5 separate regions of the Homo sapiens genome follow, and all the other regions are linked to region 5. Evidence: chromatin loops called from intact Hi-C (ENCODE). Cell type or tissue: CD4-positive, alpha-beta T cell. All regions are shown on one strand. Links, peaks and the distances in the headings refer to the core of each region. The heading gives the core; the rest is flanking DNA. Region 1 holds the start of SLC30A5 (solute carrier family 30 member 5). Region 2 has its middle 150 kb from the start of LINC02198. Region 3 holds the start of LOC124900991 (a long non-coding RNA gene). Region 4 holds the start of MAST4-AS1 (MAST4 antisense RNA 1). Region 5 overlaps PIK3R1 (phosphoinositide-3-kinase regulatory subunit 1).

Region 1 (6,032 bases), core at 450-5,449, 810 kb before region 5:
TGCAGTGCACTTATAGGATCATAGCTCACTGCAGCCTTGACCTCCCAGGCTCAAGTGATCCTTCTGCCTTAGCCTCCCAAGTAGCTGGAACTATAGGCACTGCCACTGTGCCTGGCTAATTTTTATATTTTGTAGAGACAGGGGTCTCACTGTGTTACTAGGGCTGGTCTCAAACTCTAGGGCTCAAGTGATCCTCCTGCTTTAGCCTACGTTTACTTTATACCTAGACAATTGCTGGAGATTTGGTAAGTTTTCCAGAAGGGTCCTTCTGGAAGGTTGAAGCCTGGCTTTTGGGATATTGGAGTTAAATGAGAGAATGGTAAGCAGAGTTAAGAGGGGAAACTTCTTTTTAATTTCCACATTTTCCGTCCAGGACCTCATCCTTCCTTTACTCTTGCAACCTGGAATCCATCAAAATTCAACCAGTCAGGAGTTGAATTTGATTCTGCAATAAACTACAATAGAAGGGCAACTCTGCTAAGTAAGTAGTACAAATAAAATAGCAAAGGATTGTTTACCACATTTCCCTACCTGAGACAATACACTCTTTACACTCTTGAATAAACAGCACTTTTAAACTACTCATTTAAAAATAATTTCCAGTTTACGTAAAAGTTACAAGAGTAGTATATCCTTTACCTGGACTCTGTAATTGTTAATGTATCGTCCTGTGTTTTATTATTCTCTCTCCCTCTGAATGCACACACAGAGGTATTTTTTTCCCCTGGACTATTTGAGAGTAAGTTACATACTTCATGCTTCTTTATCCTTAAATACTTGTTTTTCCCAAGAACGTGGACATTCTCTTATAAAACCAGCAGAGCTGTCTACTTCAGGAAATTTAAGTGATATGCTTTTTTTTGAGACAGAGTCTCGCTCTGTCACCCAGGCTGGAGTGCAGTGGTGCGATCTCGGCTCACTGCAACCTCTGCCTCCTGGGTTCAAGCCATTCTCCTGCCTCAACTTCCTGAGTGGCTGGGATTACAGGCGCATACCACGTCCAACTAATTTTTTTTTTTTTTTTGGTATTTTTAGTAGAGATGGGGTCTCACCATGTTGGCCAGGCTGGTCTCGAACCCCTGACCTCAGATGATCCACCTGCCTTGGCCTCCCAAAGTGTTGGGATTACAGGTGTGAGCCACTGCGACCGGCCTGATATGAAACTTTTATTTAATCTACTGTCCATAGTCCAGTTTTGTCAATTGACCCAGTAACATCCTTTAAAGCACTTTTCCCCTACTACCAAATCAGACCAGAATTGCCTATTGCATTTAGTTGTCATGTCTCAAGAATTAACATCTGATATGCTGTTATTTACAAAATGAGATGCTCAAAATAGATTAGAAAATTAAATTTATGCTACAAAAATGCAGTTGGTTTAAGTTCTGTCCTATGTGGTGTTCTTCCCTTTTCATAACAAATGCTTATGTTGGGCGGGCGCGGTGGCTCATGCCTGTAATCCCGGCACTTTGGAAGACCGAGGCAGGCCGATCACGAGGTCGGGAGCTCAAGACCAGCCACACCAACATGGAGAAACCTCGTCTCTACTAAAAATACAAAACATTAGCCAGGCGTGGTGGAGTATGTCTATAATCCCAGCTCCTCGGGAGGCTGAGGCAGGAGAATCTTTTGAACCCGGGAAGCGGAGGTTGTCGTGAGCCGAGATCGCGCCATTGCACTCCAGCCTGGGAACAAGAGCGAAACTCCGTCTCAAAAAAAAAAAAAAAAAAAAAAGTTACGTTATAATGCTATTACTACAGTTCTAAAGAATTTATCACATTTATCACTTTCTTTAAATATCAAAGAAGTATTTATTCCAGAATGGGAAGAACTCGTTAAAAATGGAGGCAAAGAACACCAGTTCCAGCCAAATTGCAGGGCTGTATTTTGTGCATTTTCGACACTATCTCAGAACTTAGGAAGGATACACTAGAAAGTGGTCGCTGCACCTGTTGGTCCCTTACTTTTCGGGTTGGTGGGAGAATTGAAGAGAGGAAGTGGGAATTTTCACTTTTTACTCTATGAATTGCTTTGCTGTTTAGATTTTTTTTTGACAACGAGGACACATTTCTTATTTAAGAACAAAATAAAAAAAGAAAACGGGGCTGGACCCTCGATGTGCTCAGTTAATCTGAACATCCAAGTTCCCCTGAACATCCAAGTTCACGTATGTACTTTGGTTTCGTCGCCTGAAGAGAGCTGATGGTGACACCTTCCCCTAATTTATGCAGGGAAACGTCAGAAAGGTTAAGTAGTCGCCAGACTATTTCAGGGAGAAACAGCCAAGAGAAAGGCTTCTCACAGATCAGAAAAACCTCTCACGTGAACTGGCGGGCAGTTCTAAGACTGACTGTCTGCCTTGTAACCCAGAAATTCAAGCAGAAGCTTTTTGGCTTTAGCGCCTTCCTTCTGCAGCAGGCACCCGAAGAGCCCGGGGAGCCCGGAGGCAGCCTGCGCGCAGGGAGGCAGGCAGGGGGAGAGGGCGCGCCGACCCCGGGACGTCCCGGGCTGTCAGCGGAGACCGGAGGGAGGCCGGAGAAAGTGCATCCTGAGCGACCCGGCCGGTCGCTGCCTTCCGGATCGGTCCCTTACCGAGCGCTGGGTACGTCCACCGGCCCAAGGCCGCCGCCGCCGCCGGGGCCGGCCAGCACGTCCCCGCCGTATTTCTCCTCCATCCCGGGGCTCACGAGCCGCCGCCGCTGCCCCTGTCGCGGGGTCTCCTCATGTCTCGCCGCTGCCGCGGAACAGCGGGTGCAGGCGCGTCACTCCCCCATGGCAGAGACCCCGTCGGGCTCCTGCAGGCCGGGCCGCCACTGCCGCCGTCGCCGGCTCCGGCTCACTAGCACACACGCGTCGGGACTAGGCCGCGATCAGTTCCGGCGGCGCCAGGTTCCCGGGAAGCAGCGGCGGTAGGGACGTTGCCAAGCCACGTCATCAGGCCCAGCAACCCTCACTCCCGGGGGAGTGCCCAGCCTTGCGTCTGCGCAAGCAGAACACTCGCCTTTCCTCGTCCCTTAGGCTCCTCCCGCCACGTTGTGTCGCATTGAAGCTCCGCCTCCTATCAGCCTCTCCGGGTGGCGCTCCCTGTGCACTTACCTGTCCCTACAGTGCCACCTATGGGCCGTCAGAAGTACAGCGGATTCCTGTAGGGCAGAGGGGGAGGGCGTGGAAAATGTACAGCGTGTGTGATTAAACAAAGCTCACCAATCTTTTCCTCTGCGTTAGGGATTCTTTTTTTTTTTGTTTTGAGATGGAGTTTCGCTCCTGTTGCCCAGGCTGGAGTGCAATGGCGCGATCTCGGCTCACGGCAACTTCCACCTCCCAGGTTCAAGCGATTCTCCTGCCTCAGTCTCCCAAGTAGCTGGGATTACAGGCATGTGCCACCACACCTGGCTAATTTTGTATTTTTAGTAGAGACGGGGTTTCTCCATGTTGGTCAGGCTGGTCTCGAACTCCTGACCTCAGGTGATCCACCCACCTCGGCCTCCCAAAGTGCTGCGATTACAGGAGTGAGCCACCGCACTCGGCCTAGAGATTCTTAATCTAGGTTAACATACCCTCTGCCTCTAAGTTTTTGTGAGTATGGATCATTTTTGTGATGAGAAGGCCCGAAGTCTTAAAAGTTCACGTGCCCTTCCCCCAACCAGAGATAACTATTTTTGAAGCTGTAGAGAATCAATTACAAATAGTGGTACGGCCATTTCTTTTGAACAATGCCTTTGATGGACTTTGGAGAGGAGAAACTAGTATTGACCAAAATTTGCCTCCTCAGCAAACTATCCCAGGGCAATTTTCTAGGAGTGACCACGTGCGAAACTTCATGGCCTTCTCTCCTACTCCTAAGGGAACCTAAAGGCAATTTCCAGATTTCTAAAGAAACATTCTTATCCTGGGCAACATGGCAAAACCCTGTCTCTATCAAAAATACAAAAACAATTAGCCAGGCGTGGCATATGCCTGTGGTCCCAGCCACTCAGGAGGGAGAGGCGGAAGGATCGCTTGAACGTGGGAGGTCAAGGTTGCAATAAGGCATGATCATGCTACTGTGCTCCAGCCTGGGCAACAGAGCAAGACCGTCTCTGGAAAAAAAAAAAAAAAGAAAGAAAAAGAAAGGATTCTTCTTTGCCACAGGGAGCCTGGGGTCATCTATCAAATAAAGTAACGGAGGAAGGTGACTGCTTTTGTGGCTTTTTGTGTGGGGCCTGGAGTACTGGTAACCGTTGTTGCTAGAGGCCCTGGAATCCAACTGTGTGAGGACAGAACATAGGAGAAGGAAGAGGATTTTGTTAAGTGTTGCTGCAAACTGTTTTGTCTCCTTTTTGAAAAGGAAAGCGTTGATTTTCTTTAAATTCTGCCTGTGAAACTGTGTAATCCAGGCACATCTGTAAAAACAGGTCAGGTAGTGTTACCTGAAAAGGGGGTCCCCATCCAGACCCCAGGAGAGCTTGGATCTCACGCAAGAAAGAATTCGAGGCAAGTCCATACAGTAAAGTGAAAGCAAGTTTATTAAAAAAGTAAAGGAATAAAAGAATGGCTACTCCATAGGCAGAGGGCACAGTGGCTCATGCCTGTAATCCCAGCAGTTGGGAGGCTGAGGCGGGTGGATCACCTGAGGTCAGGAGTTTGAGACCAGCCTGACCAACATGGCGAAACCCTGTCTCTACTAAAAATACAAAATTAGTCGGGTGGGGTGGTGCATGCCTGTACTCCCAGCTACTCGGGAGGCTGAGGAGGAGAATGGCTTGAACCCGGAGATGGAGGTTGCAGTGAGCCAAGATCGCGCCATTGCACTCCAGCCTGGGCAACAAGAGTGAAACTCCGTCTCAAAAAAAAAAAAATAATAATAGTAATAAGAATGCCCAACCTCCTGGGAATGCAGCCGAGTAAGTCTCCCCCTTGTTTTACCCAGCCCCTATTCAAGATGGAGGCACTCTGGGTCAAACGCCTCTGACAAGTAGGACTGGGTATTATAAAGGTTATTTTTCTGTTGCTAAAAATTTAGGAATGTGGGTTCCTGTGTCAGTCTTGGTTTGAATCCCAACTCTGCCACTTAGTAATTGTGGGATCTTGGGTCAGTTAGTTGGCCTTTCTGCGCCACAGTTTTTTTTTTATATGCAAAGTAGGAATAGTAATATTTATATTGTAGGGTTGTTGGGAGGATTATACATGTGTTAATAAGTGAAAAGTCTCTAGAACTTGCTAGGTTTTGAAGGGAACAGGAGGGTTAAAGAAAGACACACACACACACACACACACACACACACACACACACACACACACACAGAAAGAGGGCGGCTCGACAGTAAATGCAGGCTTTATGTCCAGCATAAAACCTACAGATGTGGGGGACCAGCTTAATGCCAGAGCCCACCACTGCTTATAGGCTGGGGGTATTTATAGGTATGGGCGGTAAGGGTCTGGGCAGTATGGCTTGCTGCCTGGCAGGATATTGATAAGATGTTCCTGTGATGAGGCAGTTCTGGCCCTTGTTCTGGCAGATGTCATCATGGTATTCCTTGGAACTTTGCCCAGCAAGATATGATAGGGATGTTTCTTTATTTGGGCCTTTGTCTGCCTTGTGGTCAAGTGGTTAGACAGGATGTTTCTTACAGCCCCGAACCCCTGTGAAATGTTTCACTTTGACCAAGGTCTGCAAAATTAGTGGGGAGCTTACAAAATGGTGCAGTTTGGACTAACAGAACTGTTGTCAGAGGCGTTTGAACCGGGGCAACTCCATCTTGAATAGGAGCTGGGTAAAATAAGGCTGAGACCTACTGGGCTGTATTCCCAGACAGTTAAGACATTCTAAGAGATGTCTATGGGGGTAGCCATTCTTTATTCTTTATTCCTTTACTTTCCTAATAAACTTGCTTTCACTTTATGGACTTGCCCTGAATTTTTTTTTTATTTGGACACGGAGTTTTGCTCTTGTTGCCCAGGCTGGAGTGCAATGGCATGATCTCGGCTCACTGCAACCTCCACCTCCCAGGTTCAAGCGATTCTCCTACCTCAGCCTCCCCAGTAGCTGGGAC
Region 2 (6,032 bases), core at 549-5,548, 600 kb before region 5:
TCAGACGCTTCTCAAAAGAAGACATTTATGTGGCCAAGAAACATGAAAAAAAGCTCAACATCACTGATGATTAGAGAAATGCAAAATGAAACCACAATGAGATACCATCTCATGCCAGTCAAAATGGTGATAATTAAGAAGTCAAGAAACAACACATGCTGGTAAGGTTATGGAGAAAAAAGAATGCTTTTACACTGTTGGTGGGAGTGTAAATTAGTTCACCCATTGTGGAATACCTTGTGGTGATTCTCAAAGACCTAGAGGCAGAAATACCATTTGACCCAGTAATCCCATTACTGAGTATATACCCAAAGGAATAGAAATCATTCTGTTATAAAGACACATGCACACGTATATTCACTGCAGAGCTATTCACAATAGCAATGATATGGAATCAACCCAAATGCTTATCAATGATAGATTGGATAAATAAAATGTGGCACATATACACCATGAAATACTATGCAGCCATAAAAAGGAACAAGATCATGTCTTTTACAGGAACATGGATGGAGCTAGAAACTGTTATCCTCAGCAAACTAATTCAATAACAGAAAACCAAACATGACATGTTCTCACTTATAAGTGGGAGCTGAATGAGGAAAGCACACTGACATTGGGTAGGGGAACAACACACACTGGGGCCTCTGGGGTGGGGGTAGGGGGAGGGAGAGCATCAGTAAGAATAGCTAATGAATGATGGACTTAATACCCAGGTGATGGGTTGATCTGTGCAGCAAACCACCATGGCGCACATTTACCTATGTCACCTGAACATCTTGTGCATGTACCCCAGAACTTAAAAGTTGAAGAAAAAAAAAAAAAGAAAGGGATTCCTATTGGGAAGCTAAGGTGAACATTAGACTCCCACTTTAGGTTAAATATGTAATATTCCCAGACAAATCTTGACACTTCCTTTCTTGCATATGTTTTTATATGAGCCCAATTCCTCATTTTTTCCTCAAGGAAGTGGAGTGCAGCCTGTGCAATTGCTAACAGCATAATGTAGTTGCCTTTTTGTGGAAGTGATACTGAGTAAAAACTGAAATCTCCTGGGGTGTTTTCTTATCCTCAATAAAAACCTTCAATATTCTTATAATTGAAGTTTGGCTTCTTAGCACTGTTAAAAATATTTTCTTATTTTAGTGCCTAGAGCTACTTGTTTTAGTTTTATGGGTTTTTTTTTTTTTTTTCGGTTATCTGGTAGAATTTCAGGATATATACCATTAAAGGTGGGTGCTGCTTTTTTTGTGACTACAGACATAATCGGGGATTCTCTCTTTGGCTGAATTTCCTTAACACCAGATAATTATGAGATCTAGAATTCTGGATATGGGTTAATTCAAATTTACCATTGTCTAGTTATTAAGGAGTCAGAATAGCATTTACTGTGTAAATCTGGGCAATTGATGTTTCTGAGTTTCCTTTTTTGATGAATGGAAGTGATTCTTCTCAGGCTGGACTCTCAGGTGTTGGGAGAGTGGCTGAGATGACCGGCAGAGGGGAGAGGTGGAATGGAGGGGGAACCCAGAATTTTCTGACTCCTGGGCTCTGCTGTGCTTTTTACCTCCAAAACCATCATCCAGAAATCAAACCATCTACACTCTTGACTTTCAGCCTTTTTAGTATTTATTGTACCTCCCCAAATTGGCCATTTTTCTGATTTTTAGAAGGATGGATAGTGTATTTTGGTGGGAAGGATGAGAAGGTTAAAAAATATTATCTAAAATTAAAATGCAATATTTTGGAGAGAGAGATCTTTGGTTTAGATCCAAGCTGTAACACTGACTGTGTGAACTTGGGCAAGATATTCAGCCTCTCTGAATTTCAGTATCTTTCTCTGCAAAGTGGGGATAATAATGCTTGTTTTGTAGCCTAAGTAAATGTTGAATCCATTCTTCTATGGAGTTTATTCATGTGCACCAACCCTATCCCCCTTGTGGTGACTTTAATATCTTTTTACAGTGCTGCTGATGGAGGATGCTGTCAATCCAGAGTCTGACAGCTTCTTGCTCCTATGTAAGTCAAATGTCATTCTTGAAATCATAATAAACTTATCAACTTTTTTTGCATAACTTGATGGGGTTATGGAATTATAACTGCTTTGGAAACATTCCAGCCTAGAAGCTATATACCAGAACAAATGAGATCCTGGCCCAGTACCTCCTCCAAGGAATTCATTCTGCTTTTGGAGACTAGCACATGTATTTGCTTTATATTATGTTTCCTAAATTATATTTATTTCTTTATTTTAGAGTAATGCAATAATTTAAAAGAAAGGAGTATCTTGGCTTATTCCCCCTCAAATACCACAGCCTTCTTCATTAGGATGTTTCATTTAAAAAATAGTATTTGTGCATTCCCTGCCAACCTTCCAAAAAATTCACTGCTGGGCAGAGGAAGGGGTTGATAAATAAAAAGTAATTTGTTCATAAAATTTATAAGCCACTGGAAATGAAGGCCCTGGAAGAAAGTGCCAACTCAGCTTTAAGTATGAGATAATAATCAAAACAGCAAATGTACAAGTGCATTATGGTAAGAATAAATCAAACGGCAAGGCTCGATGTGAACAATATGGAAAAAACAACTAAGTGAAGAAATGTCAAATGAAGGATTACCTTTACTGTGGAACTACCTATTCAAGTCATAAATTCAGCCCAGGATTTCTGCTTCCTAAAACCTAAGGACTTCTACTGAACAACGACACTGCACCCGCAGCAACCACAACAGAAACAACAAAACCCTTTGTTTTCCTGCTAGCTTCTAGCAGTTTTGTTTCAGAGAGAGAGGCTTTTTCTGTGGACTGTGTCTTTTATTGAAGATTTAACCATAAAAGCAGTGCTCCTGCAAACTCTGCTTAGGGTTGGCAGTATATATCATCAATTAGATATAAGGTTGCTTTTTTTTTTTTTTTTAAACCAGCCTTTCCATAAGAGCTTTTGTTGACTATTTCAGTCTTGTTTTCCCAAAGTAAATGTTTCATTGAGTTAGCATGACTTTATTATAATAAAAACTGTATTTTTGTCTTCTGTCCCTTGACATTTATTCCATAGAACTAGTTTTTTCCTGACCCTAATTGAAAGAAAATTTAGGGCAAATTATTGTACACCTCTGACCACTTTTAGTTAACAGTAGGTCTTGCTCTTAGCATGTCGAGGCCAGTGTAATAATACAATCAGTAATTTCATTCAATGTTAATGCTTCTTCTCTTCCCCCAGCTTGGGCCAACTAAAAGTTGGCCACTGGCACTGGGCAAAAGGAGGCTTGGTTGGCCTCTTCTCTTTTTCTCCAACGTGCATCATACCCCACTTCCCTCGTCTTCAGAATGAGGCCACCATTTGGGATCATCTTTCAGGGAGAAGGTGGGAGGGGCTCGGGAGAGAGGAGTCCAGCCGCGGAAGGCCTTGGTTGACTAGTGCTGTTGTCAGCTGGCGGCTGAACCTGGGCTGGCAGGCATTTGAAGCCGATTGTCTTGGGGGGCACTTTGGTGGGTTCTTTGGGTACTCCTACCTCTGCAGAGCTCTCACTTGTAATCCGGCACTAAATCTGTTAGTTCTGCCTTAGAAATGTCCCCCAAATCCAATCATTTTGTATCTCTCCCACCACTTCCCCTGCTCCAAGACACCCCCAACTCTATCCTGCAGGACTGTGGTGGGTTTCCATGCTTCTGCCTGTGTTCCAGGAGTCTGTTTTACATGCAGGACAGGGATCTTTTCAGCATGTAGTTCAGATCATGTTATTCCTTTGTTCCAGGTGTCTGGTGGTCTCCTGTCTCATGCAGAGCGGAACTCCCAGGCCTCTGAGGGACCACAGGCCCTACACACTGCCTTGCCCCCGCCCTACATTTATGACCTCGCCTTTCACCACTCTCACCCCCCTCACTGTCCCAGGACACTGGACACCCCGCTGCCTCAGGGCCTTCCCATTTGCTGTTCCTTCTGCCAGAATTCTTTTCGTCAGATACGTACAAGGCTTATTCCCTCACCTCGTCTAGCCTTTTTTTTTTTTTTTGTGAGACAGAGTCTTGCTCTGTTGCCCAGGCTGGAGTGCAGTGGCGTGATCTTGGCTCACTGCAACCCCCACCTCCTGGGTTCAAGCAATTCTTCCTGCCTCAGCCTCCCGAGTAGCTGGGAATACAGGTGCCCACCACCACACCAAGCTAATTTTTTTGGTGTTTTTAATAGAGACGGGGTTTTGCCATTTTGGCCAGGCTGGTCTTGAACTCCTGACCTCAGGTGATCTGCCCGCCTTGACCTCCTAAAGTGCTGGGATTACAGGAGTGAGCCATCATGCCCGGCCAAGTCTTTGTGCAAATGTCTCTGCCTTAGTAAGCTTTTCCGTGATCAATCCATTGCAAACTACAAACCCTCCCTCCCCCAGGCCTCTCTCTATTCTCCTTTCATACTTTATTTTTCTCCATAACACATTATATTTTGACCTACTCTATATTTTACTCGCATAGTGTTTTTCTCCTCCATTAGTACATACTTAATAAAGGAAGAATCTTTATCAGTTTTGTTCATTGTTGTATCCCTAGTTCTTAGAACTATGCTTGGCACCTAGTAAGTGCTCAGCAATCCTTTTGAATCAATGAATGAATGTTTACTTGATCCTATGTTATTGTAACTCACCTGCATACATAACTAGCTCTCTTTCTCAGCTCTTGAGAGTAAGGTCTAGGAACTGGTCATTTTGTGTTCCCTACATCTCTAGCTCAGTGTCTGGAACAAAATAAGTTCTCAATAAATATTTATTGAATAAATTAAAGAATGAATAAATCAGGAAAGATTGCTGGAAATGTGGAAAACAAAGAAACAGGAGTAAAGTTTCAAGGCAGATAATGTGGTTCAGATATTTCAAGGAGAGGAAACCATGGGATTTAGGTTGGGAAAGGGGGCTGGGGACCTTTGAGGAGCATGGAGTGGAGGGTGGGCCTCAAGTTGCAGTGGGTGGAGGTGACTGAACATAGATGGTAGGATGTGGAGAACTCGGTCCAGAAGAAGCATATGAGGGAATGAAATTGAATTTAGCCTGATGAGAAGATGGTTGGGGGAATACATATATACATATGTGTATATATATATATATATCAGCCTACAGGAAAACTGAAGGTGTTTGTAAGCTGAATCTTTAGTGGAGAGAGAGATTAATCAAGACAGGGGATAGATGAGGAATAAGATTTGGGAGGGGGCAGAAGGAGTGTGATCAAGCCAACAAGAGAACTGGTCCTGGGAAGCAGTATGGCTACCTCTTAGTCTGAGGTAGGAGACATTCCCTGGTCTTTGCTTGGATGGACAGGCATGGAGAGAGGGAGGGAGGGAGGGAGAGAGGAAGCCACCTACCTACTATCCATCCATTTGTCTGTGTCTTTCTACTTGTCTAGTCATTCATCCATCTGTTCACCCATCCATCTTTCTATCTATCTATTCATCTCTCTAACATTCCATTTTTCTCAGAACCCAGCCAGGTCCTTCTGATGCTCATCCTGAGAGATGCTGGGGCAGCAGGTAGTATTCTGAGGTGGGGCTTAGGTATAGATAACTTTTCTCCAGGCACTTGCAGCCCTCCATGGCAAGATGGGAGTTTTGTGTCTTTTGAATTGTCCTGCACAGTGATTTCTCTAGCCTAAAGATCACTGAGTCAGATATACACAGTGCATGATGAAAACAACAGCTTTCTAGTATTTAGAAATTAGGCTTTTCAAAGTACCTAAAAATCCAAAATCTGTCAGCTAATTATTTACTTTCACTTAGTTTTCTTTCAGACTTGGCAAGATGATTACAGGTAATTCCCACCTTTCCCTACAATATCCAGCAAAAGAATTGAGAAATGCTGCCCCTCCATCCCCCATAATTACTACTTCTATTTATGAACAATGGAAGGAAACAAAATAACAAGTAAATGGAAGAAATGAAAAAATAAATTCACTCTGACTTGACGCTCTGTCCAGTTAATGAACCCTCCAGAGGAACTGCATTAACATTGGCACCGTGTTTAATGATGGAATAACTCAATATGTGCACTCATTCAGG
Region 3 (6,032 bases), core at 568-5,567, 460 kb before region 5:
CCAAGTAGTTCAAAGTGTCAAGAGAGAAAAGTGATGTCGTCACCTTGCCAGATTCATTTTTTAAATTGTATTGGTTAAGCTTGTTTTTCTTTTACCTCATTTTTGTTAATGAGAAAAATCTGGAAAAACTTAAAGGAAAACCTCCACTTGACTCTAGATTTTTTTTTTTTTTTTTTGCCCTTAACTCAGTTCTTAAATACTGAGGGTGCACAGAGGCTCTGGGGAAACCACTGACAGTGAAGTCCCTAAGGGTTTTTCCTCTCTGGGCCTGCCGGTAGCCTCTTGCCGAATAGGTGGGTTTTTATTTTGGAATAAGTAGTGCTTTCATAAGGCACTTCTTTTATGCAGTCAAATCCTCCTGGGGAAGTGACTGTCTACCTACGGTGGTGATTAGGGGATGTATTTCAGAACAGCGCAGGGCACTCCATTTAATAATACATGGAGTCCTCAAAAAATGCAGAATAAATAAAATGACTGGGTTGGGAGGGGGCGCTACAGGAGTTTTAGATTTAAAGGGAATCCTTCTGTGATTTTTTTTTTTTAGCAAAATATTGAATCTTTTTTTGAAGCAAATTATCACATCCCAATTTATCCTGTGTAAATCTGGAATGCCACATGGAGACTTGACTTTAACTGGAACACATATTCACCAAGCTAGTTCAAAGCCAATACTTCCCCTCCCCAGATAGAAAGGAAACTCCATGAAAGCAAAGTCCTTGGTGTTTTATGAGCTGCTGATGCTCGATAGCACATAGCAGGTACTCATTAAATATTTGTTGAATCCACGGAGTGAATGAAGAGGCAGATAAGAAGCTAATATTTTAAAATGTGATCAAAGAGACAAGATCCAGAATTCCTTATCAGTGTGATATTTAAAAGAGGCCTCTTTGGGTTAAAACTGGAAAGAATTTGGTTGGAGTCTTAACATAAAAGCTGAGTACTTATTTTACCCTAATGCAACCTCTCTAGACCCAGAGAATGCTTTTTACATTTAAGTAGGGCACAAACAGTATCTGCCCAGAGAAGTGACCTATGTTGGCTACCTGGGGATGTTTGGTCACGCATTCTGGTTGTCTTCCTTTCTCTGTGTCAGGACACGGTTGTAAATTCATGCACAGGTCATGAACTGTCCACACGCACATTCACAGCACTCATTTTCCACCTTCTCTCATGAAAGCCTAAATGGGCACTCATATGCGGGTGAGGAGTGGGGGGCAGCACGATCAAATGGAAACAAGGTGCTGCTGTATCTCTTACTTAGAGCGAAGCTGGGGGCAGGGGCCCCATAACATGACTCCCGCGTTCAAGTTACACCTGGGGAAAACCAGAGCCACATGTTTGAATGGCACCTTCTGAGCTCCTGTTTCCAAATTCAAGCTGAGCTGACACGTGGTGTACACGATTTCGACTCAGGAGCAGATTCCACTTAATCCACAGGGCATCTGAGTTACACGAGTACAAAATGAGAAACAGACGTGACTGCAGGTGCTTTTTGCCCTGCTCTTGCATAACAAACTCAAAGGTGTCTTTGATTTCAACAAGAAATTTGGCAGAGAGCTTGTCCATAAAGCAGTTTAATTGCACTGGGTTTTGGTAAAAGGGCTTCTCTCTCCTCCCACCTCACTTTCACCACACACATTCAAACATGCATTAAACTCCCGTTAGAAGGAGTAGAATGACTGGGTTAAAAATAAAATTTAGATTAAAGATCAACCTCAGTAACCTGTAAATTTCCCCATTCTCCCTATAAATGACCATCAGTTTTCTTGCTTTGGATAGCCTGATTTTAAATAGGTAATAATTACCCAATAGTCCAGAATGGTTCCAAATCCATTGTGTAAATAATATGGCTTTTAAATATATTAATGAGTAAATATTTAACCAATAAACCAAGGCAGCTTCAAAGAAGTTAGTCAACTCCAACGGGGACATTCTTCAGAAAGAAAAGCCTAAATAAGGATTTGTTCAACGGACCATAACCATTCATGGCTCAAAGAGGGTTATACTACTTTTGTGCCTGGAAACGTTTCTAGCAAAGTCTTCATTTCCTGGACCAAAGGATGTGTGATTTATGCGAAGATCTGCCCTCCTGTTGCCTCATGGGCTGGGACCTTTGGAGAGACTCTTTGTGTATTCTCAAGAAAGGCTTAGTATTTAGAAGGTGCTCCGTAAGTGCTGAGTGATGATAATGATGAATTAGGCTCAGGTTGGGGTCTGGGTGACTGAATGCCATTCACAGCAAAGTGGCCTATTTTGCCATCTATGGGAAGCAGGGGAAGTCTGTTTCACTTTTTTAGCATAGCCTTGCTGGTCTTGGGCAAGACATGTCTCTGGGCTAAAGTTGCCTCATCTGCAAAATGAAGTGATGGTCTAAATGACCTCCAAGTCCCCCCTCAACCCCGGTTATAATTTAGGACTCACTTCGGTGGGAAATTTGGGTTCCACTGTGTGCATTAAGAATTTTCCACAGAATAGTCTATCACAACTTAATTTTTTCCATAGACTAAAGCTTTCATGCCTGTGTGGAAATGATTGTAGATACTTTTCTGACTTGGATACCCTGAACCAGGGCTTTTCAAATTTGGGTGCACAGGCTGCCCACTGTACAACTCTAGGGGGCACCCTTCACATAGACTGTAAAGTGAATGCCAACCCCCCAACCCTAAGTTATGCAACATTGTTACCCTGCCTTGAAAATACAATATATTTTCTTTCCTGCTAGTGAACAGATTCATGATGTTAGATTTTTTTAAACTCCTGTTTGCTGAAATTCTGCCAACTTCTTCTTTCAGACTCCTTTTCTGAGAAGACTCTTTCCCTGATTCTCTTCCAAAGCCCTGATTAGAATGAAACTAACATCTATTTGAAAAGGTAATCATTCTCACTCAGATGAGTTCTGCTCTGAAAGTGAGAGGAAAAAAAATCCAGAATTGGGGCACTGCTATAGACTGAATGTTTATGTCTCCTTCAAATCAGATGTTGAAACCTAATCCCCAGTGTAAGGGTATTTGGAGGTGAGGCCTTTGGGAGGTGATTAGGTCACGAGGGTGGAGCCCTCAGGAATAAGATTAATGCCCTTAGAAAAGAGACCCTAGAGAGGTCGCTTACCCATTCTGCCATAGCAAAGGGACTGCTGCCTTATGAACAGGAAGTGTGCTGTCCCCAGAAACCAAGATTAGTGCCTTGACCTTGGACTTCCCAGTCTCCAAAACTTTGAGAAATAAATTTCTGTTGTTTGTAAGCCACCTAATCTATGGTATTTTTGTTAGAGTGGCCTAAATGGATTAAAATAGGCACCGAGGTACTTTGTAGCCCCCACACTGGCATTGTGCATGTGGGGTAGGATGGCATCAGATGGCAATAGAACATACACGTATTTTTGGTGGCCTGATGGGGTGAGTAGCCTCAATATCTTGTATATTTCCAGTATAGAAAGGAAACAGCAATAGATTTCTGTTTCTTAAAATTCTGTCAAGTGGTTTGGCTCGTGGAGCCATTCCAGCCTACGTTGCGGAGAGAGTTTGTTCTTGAACTGTGGTTAATCTCATCTCTAAACCAGCATCAGGTGTGGTGACCTCGGGACGGCACAAGCTGAATGATAGCCGACTGCTTCTCTGTTCCCACACTCTGAAGAAAAAAGACCACTGGGGTTTGCTCAAGCTAGTCCTCTCCCTTATGGGGAGCAGAATTGGACTCTTTAAAAAAACATTACTGCTTAAAAATAACAAGTCAGAGCTGAAGTGCTTCTCAGCTAATGGGTAAAAACTAGCTCTTTCTTACTGAAGTCAGATTAATATTTAAAGCCTAGATTCTGGGCTTTGAGATGTTCTCACTAACTTAGTGGAGTTTTCACCACCTGCTCCTGATGAGCGCTCTTTTTGCCAAGTGTATTCCCCTCGAGAGCAGCTTCACTTTGCTGGCAGCACTTTCAGCTCTAGGCACTTAGCTCTAGGGTGTGCAGAGTATAGAAAGCGGAGTTAACCTCCCCAAGCCTATCCAGACTGTTTAACTTTAATAATATCATTTGACATTGAAAGTTAGACCTGTCTTACCATCTGCCCTTATACCGAGCTTCTAAGAAATGATCAGCTGGGTGCCTCACAGTTCCATCACAGTCAGCCTGGTGATATTTAAGCAGAAACACAAGGCCTGAAACTCCTTCAACAACAGAATTCTGCCTAGTTAATTTCTTCTGATATTTATATGTTGCCCCTGACAAATCTCACAATATTAGTAAAAAAAAAATTTGATAACCCAGCAATGAAACCTTTTATTGACAGCCTGCTTTGTACATTACCACTAATTGCTACCTAGATCTAAATGCAATCCTATTTCTAGGATTGCAAGGTCGTGGATATTATTATCTCTGTTTTACAGTAGACGATATTGAATCTCGGAGAGGGGAAAGTATTTGCCCAAAATTACGCAGCTATTGAGTGAAGGGGATAAGATTCAAGGCCAAAGGTCCAAGCCTGGCTCCTTCCTCCATGCCATTGAGATACGCCCTTCTCCCCAGTTAGAAAAGCAAGTCCTCCTGCAATCTCCTCCCCACTCAGCCCAGCTCCTCTCCAGTCTCAGGCCTTCTTGTGGGTATAACTATTGGTATCTTCCAGTTGTCCTGTCTTCCATCTTTCCACAAAGTTCCTTTCTCTGCCTGGCCCTAATGGAAATCCAGGTTTTATCTGATGGTTCTACTTTCCTCACAGCCCTCTCTGATGGAGACTTCTCCTTTCAATGCCTTCCACCTGAATTCCCAGCCCCAAATTCACAGCAAGAGCCCAGCATGCATTGGTCACGTCTACCTTTCTGACTGCACTCTCTTTAGCAAGTTCGTCCCTGTCTTTATTCCCTTAAGCATAAATATTCTCCAGTTTCCATACTTGGCCTGTATGCCTTCTCTTTAAATACTGTCTTCTAGCCTGACCAGTGGTCCAGGTTTGCCTGGAACTGAGGGACTTCCAGGGACATGGGACTGCCAGTGCTAAAATTAGGATAGACCTAGGCATGGGTGGTCACCTTACTTGTCTCCCCAACCTCTTGTTAAAGGCTTTATAATTACCTGTAGAAATCTGACTCTTATCTCCATATCTCAGCAGCCTGAGCCTTGGGCTATCTCCTGACCTTCACATTCCTATTTCTCTCTGGTTCATGGCTATCCCCACCTGGACACTCCATCCTTAACTTCAAATCCAATGTGTGCTAGGCTAAACACAACACTTCCTCCTCGTAACCAACTTCCCTACTGATTTTCCTCTTCTTGTCAATGAACATATTTCTGCCTATCTCACTAACTTCAGTGGAAGTTTCTGGGGGCTCAGTGTCCCCCCAGGACCTAGATTTGTGGGAGACTTTGAGACTTTAAGATCTGAACTTGAATCCTAGTTTGGCAATTCCTGGTTGTACGATCTTCAGAAAGTTATTTAGTTCTCTGGCCTGAAGTTCCCTCATCTATATACTCTATATAAGAGTATGTACATCTTATTACAGGTTTTTTCAAGGCTTAAATGTACTATGTTTAGCATGATGCTTGACACACAGAAGGGCCTCAGTAAAGGACCTTGTATATAGTATGTACTCACATGTGTGGAACTGATGCTACAGTGCAATTTTTGCTCATTGTGGTCTCTCCCAGAGATATGGTTTGGTTCTGTGTCCCCACCCAAATCTCACCTTGAATTGTAATAATCCCCATGTGTCGAGGGTAGGACCAGGTGGAGATAATTGGATCATGGGGATGATTTCTGCCATGCTGTTCTTATGATAGTGAGTGAGTTCTCACGAGATCTGATGGTTTTATAAGGGGCTTCCTCCTTCACTCAAAACTCATTCTCTCTCCTGGCACCCTGAGAAGAGGTGCCTTCCGCCATGATTGTAGGTTTCAGTTAAAAAAAAAAAAAGAAAGAAAGAAAGAAAGAAAAGAAAGAAAAAGAGTTCAAGTCGCATTTGAAGTGTTAGGGATTTTAAGCAGGGGTGTGAGACAATGCATCGATGCTTTAGAAAGACCACTCTTATTACCACATGGTAGATGTACA
Region 4 (6,032 bases), core at 614-5,613, 1.3 Mb after region 5:
CTCTCTATTTTGCCAAATTGAAGATACGGTTTCATGACTTGGGGTGGAAACAGCCCACCCAATGCTCTCCCATTTTACTGGGAAGAATTCAGGTTTCCTTAGAATCTAGGCTCTCTGTCAGTGTGAGCTGTCTGAATTGGAGTGTTCAGGCTGGACAGGTACTGCCCTAAAGCCAGGCTCAGAGCAGCCTGAGAATCCTCCTGCATCTGACTCTCTCCAATAATACTATCAACAGGTAGGTAGGAAGAAGAAAGGCTCCAACTGCTCTACGGGTTCAGACACACACATACGATGCCAGAACAGACTTCTCTCCCTAAGAACTGGTTCCAGGTAAGAGTAGAGGCTGTACCGCAGCCAGGACTACACAACTCAGAAATATTTAAGGGATTCTGTCCAGCTGAAATGGTAAGAAATCATACGAATTATCACCATGTTGAGCAGTGGCCTAGTTCATGTGTAGCATGTATCTCTCTTCAACTTTATTAGTTGTCTTGGAGGTTTGGTGCATGGTTGACACAACTTGATGAGCAATACTACAAAATGAGCAATACTACAAGAGAGGGTCTCTGACCATATATGGCAGAACGAGAAAAACATAGTCACATTACTTAAAAGGTACAACTTCAGAATCCAACATAGTTTAGTGGTATCAACACTTCAAACTGCATCAAAAAGCAAATATGACTTTGAAACCTGCCAGATGTCTCTCTCATACACACAGGTGCACATGTGATTTGTGTGTGCACCCATGTATATAAACAGTGTATGTGAGTATTCCAGGATGTTTCTGAAATGTAAGAAACCATGAAAAACTTCAAAAGGAAAAACTAAGTTTTCTAAAGTATCACATATCCACATTTATACTACAAAAAGTTACAGGTATAACCAAAAAGAACGAACCATTTTCTTGGGTTCTTTGAACACTGAAGCATAGAGATTGTGAAGCTCCAAATCTGAGAGCCTGCATCCTGTTTATCTGACTGCAAAGTTGCTCTCATGCATGTTCACATGTACATGCAAGGCAAGTTTTGAAGGAAAACAAAGAATCAGTATTAACACAACTCAAAAGGTGTGCCCCTCTAAAAGTACAACAATCTTACTTTTCTGTGCTGGACACAAATGTGGTGAGAAATGCCTCCTTCAAAGTCATAGTCTCTCAACACAAGTGTCAGCAAACTCTTGGAACTGCCTGTCACTTGTGGCATGAGCTTCATCTTGACATTAAAATTCTTTTTCTTTCCCCATCTTTTCTATCAAATATACGTTACAAAATGAAAAGGACACTCCTGTATTAGTAATAAATGCCAGCAAACCATTGAAAAATCAAAATGACAAAGTTATGTAGATCTGCCTCTCCACAGATAGTATGAAATAGCTAACCTGGGCTATCCTTGCATCGTACATCTGCATCTTATAAAGGTCAAATATTTAATAGAGAGGAACATCTGAAGGGCTCAACGAAAAGTACCAGAAGCCTCAATGACTGGGTGAATGAAATGGATAAACATGATCAGGTCAAAGGGACAGACTTAGACAAAGTATCTCCTCCTCTTTCCCTTTTTCTCCCCCACCTCTCACAAGGAAATGTCTTATTATCCACATTTCAAAAGGAGAAAACCTATGAGAAGCACATTTATCAGGGTTACCCAGGAAACCACAAGGACGAAGAAATACCTGAAACAGTACCCCCTCCCCTAGCGGGGCATAAACTTTTCAAAGTGTCACCCAATACACAAAACCCCAGCTCCTGAGGGGCTCAGGCAGCTCCGCCTGTGGGCCCCTGGGAAGTGAAAGCATTCCCTCTCCAGGCAGAGATCCCCGCGTTTTTACCTTTGTGTTCGCCGAAGCCTGTTCCCACTCCTCAAATGAGGCAAAGTAAAGTTTGAGAGCACAGTCCAAAAATTGGGGTCAGACATATCCATTTCTTTCTCTCTTCAATTCACTGTGGGTTCAAGGCCATATGACTAAAATGGGGAGAGGTAAAAAAAAGGAAGAAAGACAAGGCCAAAAATAAAAAAAAAATCCCAATTATCTACTCACTCCCTCCAGAGAAAATGTGATGGGAACTGTGATCTCAAGAACAACTTGGAGCATGTCTGAGAAGTACCCGTCCCGTCCTAGCCTTTAATTAACACACAGCCTCCTCTCAAAGGTCCGGGAAACTGATTTCCTCTCGGGTCTGCCCTCTCCTAGTCAGGCTCGGCCAGCTATAAACAGTAATTACATGAGTTGAGCCGTGCGTTCTGCTCAAAGCGCTGTCTGTGGGATTCAGTCGGAGGTACTTTGTCATCTGTTTGGCAGATACCACTCGCCGCTTCTGCGAGGGGCGGGGGAGACGACTATTTTGAGGCTTTGGTTCCGGAGGCTGTTGCTTATCAGCAAAACCATTCACATCCGAACATGCCCAGTGCCGAGTTTCCTTTTGGTATCTACATACAAGGAAAAGAATTTGAATAGAAAAAGCTGCTCTTGCCCTCCCCTCCTGAAAAAAGCGGAAACTTAAAAGCACTTTTAAAAAATGGGCCTATTGGAGGACTTGAACCTGACACCTTTGTGGACCCTTCCAGGGTCCGGCTGGGAGGAGGCGGCAGGGCCTTGTCCCTGGACAGCTTGGTGGCCGCGCCCCCAGCTTTCCTGCATCCCCCACCCCCCACCAGCCCCGGCCGCGCCTGAGGAGCGGGGGCTCACGGGAAAGGGAGCAGGCGGCCGCGGCGCGACCCCAGCCGGTGCCGGGACAGCCCCGCAGCCTGGGCCGCCGCTCCCCCTCCCCGGAGCCCGGAATGGATCCGTCCCGGAAATAAATAAATAAACCCGCGGCTGCTCCGGGTGTGTGCTGCGCGCACCTGAGGCCGACCTGTGATTCACCGCGGGAGGGATGGCAGTGACAACGCTCCGGGGAAGTCCACAGTGACTCCTCCGCCAGGACGCCGCTGGTTGTATAGGAAAAGCACGCGGACGGGAAGCCACACTCACCGAAAACCTCAGTAAACTAAATTTATGAGTTTACATCTGTTCCATCAATGACCACGGTGCACACCTGTTTGGCTTCATGGCCGGCAACTACAGATCTAGGTAATGGTGAGCCCCGATGTGGAAAGACACTACCTGGCATTTATGTGGCAAATGCTACAAGTATTGCCCCTTCAAGTACGTTAGACCTTGAAAGGGCAGAATGAAGGGGGCTGAATGTTCTTGTTATTCATTTTGAAGAAAGGCATGGTATTTAAATATCTCCCCCTATCCATGAATGTTTGTATAAAGTACATAAAGAAAAAATATAATTTAAATTAGCTGCCTTAAGTCTGGTGTAATATGGCAAGAAATACTAAATCAAAAAAGTATATATTCAGCAAAAAATACATCTAAAAATGGCTTAGTCCATGCAGTAAATACCAGGAACAAACTCGCTTACAAAAATGGGAGGATAAAGAGAAGGAAGAGGGGGTGTAAGCTGACAAGGTAGGCGGGGTAAACAAAAAGAAGCCTGCTGTGGGATCTTCTTTATCTAATTCTTGTGGCCCACATTAATATTTTCACACCAAGGACTCCAAGAGTTTTGGATGATGTTTCATGTCCAAGGCTTTCGTATGCGTTATCTCCTCACATTCTTACAGAGCCTCCACAGATCCTTGCAACCCACAGAGGTAGACAAAGAAGGCATTATTTTCTCAATTTTACATTTGGGACTTTATCCCAAACATTCAGGGACACTAAATGACAAAACACACTTCAATAGATATTAATGAGCTTGGTCCAGCATTTTTGCCCCATGCTCTTCTTTTAAAAAATGTTTCTAAGTATTGCAAAAGATGTTTTGAAGGCTGACACAAAAGAGTGTCCCTGTGCTCCGGAGCAGTTTCTAGACCTCAGCACTGTTGACATAGGCTGGATAATTCTTTGTCTGAGGAGCTTTCTTGAGCATTGGAGGATGTTTAGCAACATTGCTGACCTCGACCTACTAGATGCCAGTGCTGACAATTAAAAATGTCTGAGGACATTGCCAAATGTCCCTTGGGAGGTAAAATCACCCCTGGTTGGGAACCACTGCTCCAGATAAAGGCTTCTCTGAGAGGGGTGATACAGAGCACTGGTTTAGAGCAAAAATTTTGGGTCTGAATTCTGGATACAACACTTACTATGACCTTAAATCTCTTCTCATTTTCCCCAGCTGCAATATGGGGTCCATAATAGGACCAACCTGTAAGAGGCTGATATACATAAATGAAGAGGAGATGGCATACATAAGCCCTTTCACGCAATGTCTACACACACACTGCGCATAAATGTAGGCAGTATACAGAAGCTAAGAGAATACTATGCTGACAGACATAAGACTGGAGCAGAGGACACCCCACAATGTGCTTCTTTCTACTCTCTAGAGTCTTCAACCAGGCTGCTGATCACACTGTGTATAATTGACTGTTTACTGCTGTCTTTCCAATTAGTCTGAGTTCCTCAAGGCTAAAGTCACATTTTACTGATCTTCATATTTTCAGAACCTGACAGCTCCTCAGTTTATATAGGCATTTAATATTAGTAAATCCTTTTTGAATGGATACTTCAGAAGCCCAAGTATCTCTTATTTCTCTTAAGATGCACTGAAACTATTAGTACTAGTAGATCTGTATTCTCAAAGAATACTGAATTTTTGAGAATCCCATGAAGACGGTAAATTCTGAAGACTTTCTCTTAGTGACTTATTTGTATCTATATCATGTAGCTGGAAAGATATCAGTGCTAACATTCCTCAGGTCTTTACATGGCTCTAAGAAATGTCACAATCAAACTCAAGGGGAATTCCCTTTGAGTCCCATGTCCCCTCCTCAAAGGCAAGCCCAGAGAATAACTTTTTGTGCTCACTTGTAGGTATCCAAGATCAAGAGGGACAATTACATATTATAAGCCGCACAGAGAAGAGTAATCAAGGTGGACATGAACTTGTGCTATATAAGTTATGGGTTGAAGAACTCTGTGGAAAGTAGAGAAGAAAAAATTTAGGGAACAAGCAGTAGTTGAATACAGCTATGTGAAACTATGAGAACTATGTGAAAGAGTGTTTGGATCCAAAGATGAAAGAGCTGACACAAGAGTGGATTTTCTGAGAGCTGTTTGAGCAGAGAAAACTTGAAGGAGATACAGTGAGTAGAACACAACCTGTAGGTGGTTTGAAGACCTGAGGACTCCAATACCTCCCAACTCTCATATTCTCTATAGTTTTTCTAGAAAAGCCCATGTATTGGGGCATAACCTATAAAGATGATAGCAACTAAAATGGATAAATCAATGACATAAAATGTTTATTTCTTCTCTTGATTAAATGACAGATACCCCAATCTGCAGGCATCATATGTTATGACTGCCTCCACTCTCTGCATTTTGAGAAAGCCTCTACAGAAATTCTCAAAGGAATGGGTAAAGACATGAGTATTTTTAACTACATATACTTTAAATTTATTTTTTTTTTTTGCATTTAAAAGGCTTGAGAGGATTTGGGTTGTATCCAAACTGAAAAAATAAAAATAGGTTAAGTACATGAGGAACCAGAATGAATTAATATAGTGAGCGAAAGTGGATTGTACATTCCCACACTCATGAAGATAAGAGTACAGATGACACTGAAGTGTGAGTTGTCTTCTAACCTGTTTGACTTGATTTGGTTACATATGATTCAGAAGGCAGAGCAGTCGGTAAACACAAGAATTAAAATTGTCAAAACTACTGACATTTTCCTACAAAATAATTATATGGGCAGAAACTATAGTTGCGACTGCAGTAAAACTCAACTGCAGAACAAAGAGGGAACTGAGATTACTGGAAATTCTTAAGACTATAGCTGGTCTAGGTCAATATAGAGATATTCAGCAGGATTTTCTATTGTGTAACAACTAAGCCTATACAACAATGGACAAGCTTTGTGGTTCAGAACTTTCATTCATTTAATCAGGATGACATTGTTAGCCATTGGTTTTGTAAGGTAAATGAAACTAAAAAACAAGCTTGTCATCCTACTGAAATGCAAGCTTAGGAAGAAA
Region 5 (5,000 bases), core at 1-5,000:
GCCGCTCACTGCCGGCTCCTCATTGAGAAGCCAACTGGATTTCGCTACTGTATCGGGGAGGAAAGGAGCCCAGGCGCTCGCACGTCTCCCTTAGATAAAGATCGCAGCTTCATGATTAACTTGGGCAGGTTCAAATATTTGCTGAGCTAGGGATTTCGGGAGGGGGAGGGGAGCCCAAGTCAAAGTTGTCATCGGCTGACAAGTGGCCAATGCAAGACCAACTTGCTCATTTTCGCCTGGGAAATGAGAAGGCCATTGTGAGGGGACCTAAAATAGTCTCACTGGCTGCTGAGCGCGCTGGCTGGCTCGCGGGGCTCAAGTAGCCGACAGTGAAGCGAGGCACTATGCACAGCCAAACACAGGAAGTGGCTGAGCTAGTTCAGCAAAAAATAGAATCAAAGCCTCACTTGTAAAGGCCTGAACCTCTTGGAACAACCCAGAACACAGCGCCTCGCTCGTGTCCACCTCTTGCACCTCCTCCCACACACCAGCACAGACAGCCCTGCAGGTGTAACAGGAAAGCCCTTGTGAGCAACTCGGGCAGGGAGGAGATTACAAAAATGTTCAATAGTAAGTAGTAGGAGGGCATCCTCGGACGAATATTAAACCCCACACCATATGCATACTATACTCCATGATCATGTGACGATTCAGAATAAAACAACACTGCGGCTATTTTTATGAGGTCGATTGCAACTCGCATTTAAATGGCCATATGACCTGCTAATTAAAAGGTGTCTCTGCATTAGGTTTATGTGCCAGCTAATGGGGTAAAGGATAGAAGGGCAGAGAAGGGCATACCTTTCTAAGCGGATGTTTGCCCTTTATTTGAGAAAGTGGCAATGGACCAGACTTGGGATTACTGACTACTATTTAATTAAAATTTGATCTAAGAAAATTTTCAGTTGCATGAGCATAGATAGCTTTAAGGTTATCCAGGGAAATCACCAAACTTTACACCAGAAAGTAATTTAGAGTTCACTTCAATCAATTCCTGCATGCCATAGAGGGGAAAACGAAATCTGACCCAGGGAGGTGAAGTGGTTTACAGAAGATTATAGCCCTAAGACTAGAACCCAATCTTCTGATGGTTTCAAATGCCCTTCTCTACCCATTGTCCCTGCTCCTCACTTCCCTTTGCTAGAGAACGTAAAAAAAAATGGACAAAACTGAAGTTAATCTTTTAAGCCACATGCAAAAAATTTCACACCCCTAACAAAACTCTGGTTTTTTCTGTTTTCTATTTTTAGCTTGCTTAAATTAAAACAAAACATTTCATTCCCTTTGAAGACATAGGTTCTTTCAATAATACCCTCATACTCTGCATGGGAAAGTGATCCAGTGGTCACATAAAGTCCACACAGGCCAACAGCAGCAACTAGCTTCAGGGTTACTTGAAATATCTGGAAAGTGCTGTTAAACCCACAATGAAAGTGATTTTACAAACTTTCCTTTAGTGCAACTGATATAATATTGAAAAACTTTCCCAATGGAAATAACAGTCTATAAGTGAATCTGCCATCTGATCATAGGGACATATGGTTAGTTCAGAGAATACCCTTGCATCCTGAGCTGCATAATCTTGCCCTACTTTTAAAAATAGCCTTTCTAAAGCTAGAAACATTGGAAACATCAGTCTCCTAAGCATACCTGTCTGGATTCACATGATGTTTCATGTCAAAACCTTCTAAGATTAAAATGCTCTGTTAAGTCCACCAGTATATTTTCTGTTTCAGAAGAAAATAAGCCACTGGAAAGCAGTACTCTCTCAACGTATAGAAAGTCTTGAAATAGATTGGAAAAACTTTGCCTTAAACAAATTTCTCACAATATGTACAATCATCTACCAAAGAGGTCCTATTATATTAGGAAAGTGTGAGCTGAATCTTTTTCCCGTTGAATTTTAGTGTTTAAAAAGTGATCTGCAAGACACATGTTCTTTATTAGCTTAAAAAAGGGAGCCCTCTGCTGGTAGAACTGAATCAGTAATTCCTGCTTTGGGAGAAAACCATCAACTTTCTGTATATTTCGTATGTCCAAATTTGACACCAACTAATGTACATAATTGTATTACTGTCACTTGATCTATATGACTCACTAATTAGTAAATCAAAAGTACAGTTTTCACGAAGCTGCTAGTGTTGTAGGAAAACTTTTATTTTAATGTCAGCATTTCTCTGGGACCTCAAAGGCCTAGACACACTGGAAAACTAACTTTACCTTCTGGATTCTTTAAAACAATATGTATCATTCTCCCTTTCCTCAAAGTTTCGTAAAACTCATTTCAGAGGCAAATACAGCCCATTGTTTCACTTCTCAGCAGATATAGTTAGGAAAATGTCTCTTGATCCTTAAACTGTTCAAAAGTTACAAACTGAATACTATATTTCATATGTACAAGTCACCATCAAGTGGCAAATGTTGCACAAGCAGCTTTCAACCTAGAAAACTTCTTCTTTTTCTGGACATCATTTATGAACAAAGACCATGAAAAAAAGAATAGACAACAAAAATTAACCAAAATCTTCATCTAAGGGTAAAATGAATACCTCTCTTCATAATTTTAACTTAAGACAACTTAGAACAGAGGGCCTTTTAGGGTAATTCAAATTATTTGCTCCATATCCACTGGTCTTAACTGACATTATGCTAAGGAAAACATCCATTTAAGTATATAAATAAGCCCAGGTTTACGTATGTATAAACTCTGACACATTCTACCAGGTTTCTGATAAAGGCATCCCCACTGCTTAGCAGAATAAAGTAGTCCCCCCTGCAATTCTCCCTCAGATCTTTGTCCCTTGAGACAAAGAGACATCTGCACTGTGAAAACAAAAGTAAAACTGACTATATACCCCTCCTAAACACATACATACCAAAATACCTGTGTCTCTCAGGACACAAATAAAACTATTGTTTGACAAAACCTAGTGTGGCTTGCCCGTTTAGTTCTACGCATCTACAAACATGTAATTTTTCAAAGTTTCATTTTTCACCTTTGAAGCAACCCTCTAATGTCAGACCACATTTTAAACCAATAAAAATTAAATCAGAGACAAGTAAAACTCTTTGAATGTCATTTCCCTCTACCTTAGTGCTTGCCTTTAGTCTGGGTTGAGAACCAAGCCCAGAGCATTTAAAACAAGATTTATGAATCAGGCTCTTCAGGATGAATGTTTTGCAATGTGCCAGTGGTTAAAAATTAACTTTGACAGGTGTAGAAGGGCAAGGGGTAGAAAGAGTCATTTATTTTCCACTCTGGGCTTGAGGGTGCAATATTAGACTTCAATTATATTACATTAATATTTCTGAATATATCCATGAAATCTGAAATATGTAAATACACTTATAATGGGTTTCATTCAAAGGCACCCTGTGTTAAATAGACTTATTTTTACCTTGGTTTGCCTACAGAAATCTACTTTACCTGCCTAAGCATTAATTGGGTAAAGATAACACAATGATTCAAGAAAAAAATATTGAAAGCCAAACGACAAGTTAAGACTTTTTAGTAACAAAATAGAACAGCAAACTATCAACAAAGTCTAGAGAGCTTACTCTGTGCCCTACCTTTTCCAAATCTTAGCTTCCCTCTGTAAATGAGGAGAATCCTTATTTCCCAGGATTGCTGGATGTATTAGATGTGTTGATGTATTACTATTCTTTGAAAGTTGGAAGTTTATCAAAGAAAAATTTAGATAATTATTATGCTGTACCTAGTTCTCTGCTAGGAAGAGCTCAAAAGGAGAAAAAGCCTTTACCCCTACCCTTTAGAAATGTAATTAAGCAGATGAATAGGAAAAACTATAGACAGTTAAACATAAGGTGACAGGAAGCTTAAAGGCATAAACATACTGAATGGGTCGACTTAACTTGCATATAAAACGGGAAGGACCTACTTGAGTGCAGATAAAGTGGATGGCACTGCTTGGGGCAGCGACGTATGGTTGCATATTTTGTGCACTGTGCAAAGGCACCTAGGCAAGATGGAGGAGTGGTGATGAAATCTAGGCTGCTCCATTCACCAAGCCACATATTCATACAAAGGCACCTTTCTCCCTCCAAGCAATGTACCCACATCAGGGTGGCAACTTCCCAAGTGTCCCTTTTAGCCCCTACAGGCTCCTAGAGGCCGTAGCTCTGCTGGCTGGGAACATGGCGTCAGTAAGGAAAAAGGCCTGACAGGATTCACACAACTAATGAGGAATGGGTGGACTGAAGGAATCAGACCTGCTGAATGAGGACAGCTCCCATAAGGCCTCAAAAGCTAGAGTTGATGCGATAGATAGCAGAGAAATTATCAGTTCATTAAATCTCATACCAACCCCAGGAGAGAGGCATTAACCCAATTCCACAGTCTGGAAAACAATTTGGAAAAGCTGAGTTACTCGAGAGAGTTGAGATTCCAATCCAGATCTATTTGAGTCAGAAGCCCACTTTTTTTTCCACTGCACAGCTCATGGAGTGATTTGGAGCCTTATCCTGAAAAGTATAAACATTGCCCTGACTTTGTTTACTATATGTGACCCATGGGGGCTAATTTCACATATTTTTAGTTTATTACATGCTGGAAACTTCAGAGGAGTTTTTGATTGGACACTAAAAGCAGCCTCATTGCTCACGAAGTTTCCAAAAATCCAGGCAGCAGGGCATGGCAGATAGAATGGGCTGGAGTGTAGGAGGCGGCTCCTGGGCAGACCCGGTTTGGGCCCATACTGGCCGGGTAGCACAGAGCGAACCTCTATCTGTGGGCCTCGGTTTCCTCATGTCCAAATTGGTAAAGCTGGACAATGCTTTCAACTCTAAAATGATGTTTTTTGTGATACTATCACTTAAAATATGTACTGCTTTTGTAAAATACCAAGCCATTATTTTGTACTGTGTAATTTATTTTGAATAAGTCTTTAAACTCCATGCATCAAAATGCTATTTCTCCTTTGCCTATTCAAATTGTACCTATTCTTCAAGGCACATTTCAAGCCCTATTTCTTCTATGAGCC

Evidence for each region. Hi-C counts contacts between places; a loop is a spot of excess contacts. Peaks named below come from ENCODE experiments on the same cell type or tissue, not always from the same donor. Only the 100,000 strongest peaks of a DNase experiment are listed, where the experiment ranks them.
Region 1: it touches region 5 in a loop (4-fold over the local background); 2 of 110 quality-filtered maps call a loop at or near these places.
Region 2: it touches region 5 in a loop (4-fold over the local background); 9 of 110 quality-filtered maps call a loop at or near these places.
Region 3: a loop joins it to region 5, with 2.9 times the contacts of the local background. A loop is called at or near these places in 24 of 110 quality-filtered maps.
Region 4: a loop joins it to region 5, with 3 times the contacts of the local background. A loop is called at or near these places in 4 of 110 quality-filtered maps.

The regions. Positions count from the first base shown.
Region 1 is chr5:69,090,899-69,096,930 of GRCh38, reverse strand. It overlaps SLC30A5 (solute carrier family 30 member 5), which reads right to left and starts at 2,917. Exons shown (of 16, transcript NM_022902.5): 1 at 2,593-2,917. The coding sequence starts at 2,675. RefSeq lists silencers at 2,135-2,429, 2,475-2,764, 3,095-3,204 and an enhancer at 2,895-2,994. In CD4-positive, alpha-beta T cell, for the core only: CTCF peaks have their summits at 2,918 and 3,118 (motif pointing left); DNase peaks (open chromatin) are centred at 2,370 and 3,010; H3K4me3 peaks cover 1,634 bases; H3K27ac peaks cover 951 bases.
Region 2 is chr5:68,881,005-68,887,036 of GRCh38, reverse strand. No RefSeq gene overlaps it. Among named protein-coding and RNA genes, the nearest start is that of LINC02198, 150 kb to the left of the region's middle. In CD4-positive, alpha-beta T cell, for the core only: no CTCF peak of the experiment used is centred there; a DNase peak (open chromatin) is centred at 2,736.
Region 3 is chr5:68,742,292-68,748,323 of GRCh38, reverse strand. The region is part of intron 2 of LOC105379013 (a long non-coding RNA gene); the gene reads left to right. LOC124900991 (a long non-coding RNA gene) reads left to right here and starts at 1,931. Exons shown (of 2, transcript XR_007058807.1): 1 at 1,931-2,168; 2 at 2,793-3,245. In CD4-positive, alpha-beta T cell, for the core only: no CTCF peak of the experiment used is centred there; no DNase peak of the experiment used is centred there.
Region 4 is chr5:67,000,884-67,006,915 of GRCh38, reverse strand. The region is part of intron 4 of MAST4 (microtubule associated serine/threonine kinase family member 4); the gene reads right to left. MAST4-AS1 (MAST4 antisense RNA 1) reads left to right here and starts at 2,762. Exons shown (of 2, transcript NR_111908.1): 1 at 2,762-3,072; 2 at 4,867-5,298. RefSeq lists a silencer at 2,545-2,884. In CD4-positive, alpha-beta T cell, for the core only: no CTCF peak of the experiment used is centred there; DNase peaks (open chromatin) are centred at 1,715, 2,335 and 2,855; H3K4me3 peaks cover 2,753 bases; H3K27ac peaks cover 1,844 bases.
Region 5 is chr5:68,283,470-68,288,469 of GRCh38, reverse strand. All of the region lies in intron 7 of PIK3R1 (phosphoinositide-3-kinase regulatory subunit 1), which reads right to left. Among named protein-coding and RNA genes, the nearest start is that of PIK3R1, 70 kb to the right of the region's middle. RefSeq lists a silencer at 1-17. In CD4-positive, alpha-beta T cell, for the core only: CTCF peaks have their summits at 1,780 and 1,991 (motif pointing left); DNase peaks (open chromatin) are centred at 159, 229 and 1,959; H3K4me3 peaks cover 3,434 bases; H3K27ac peaks cover 2,941 bases.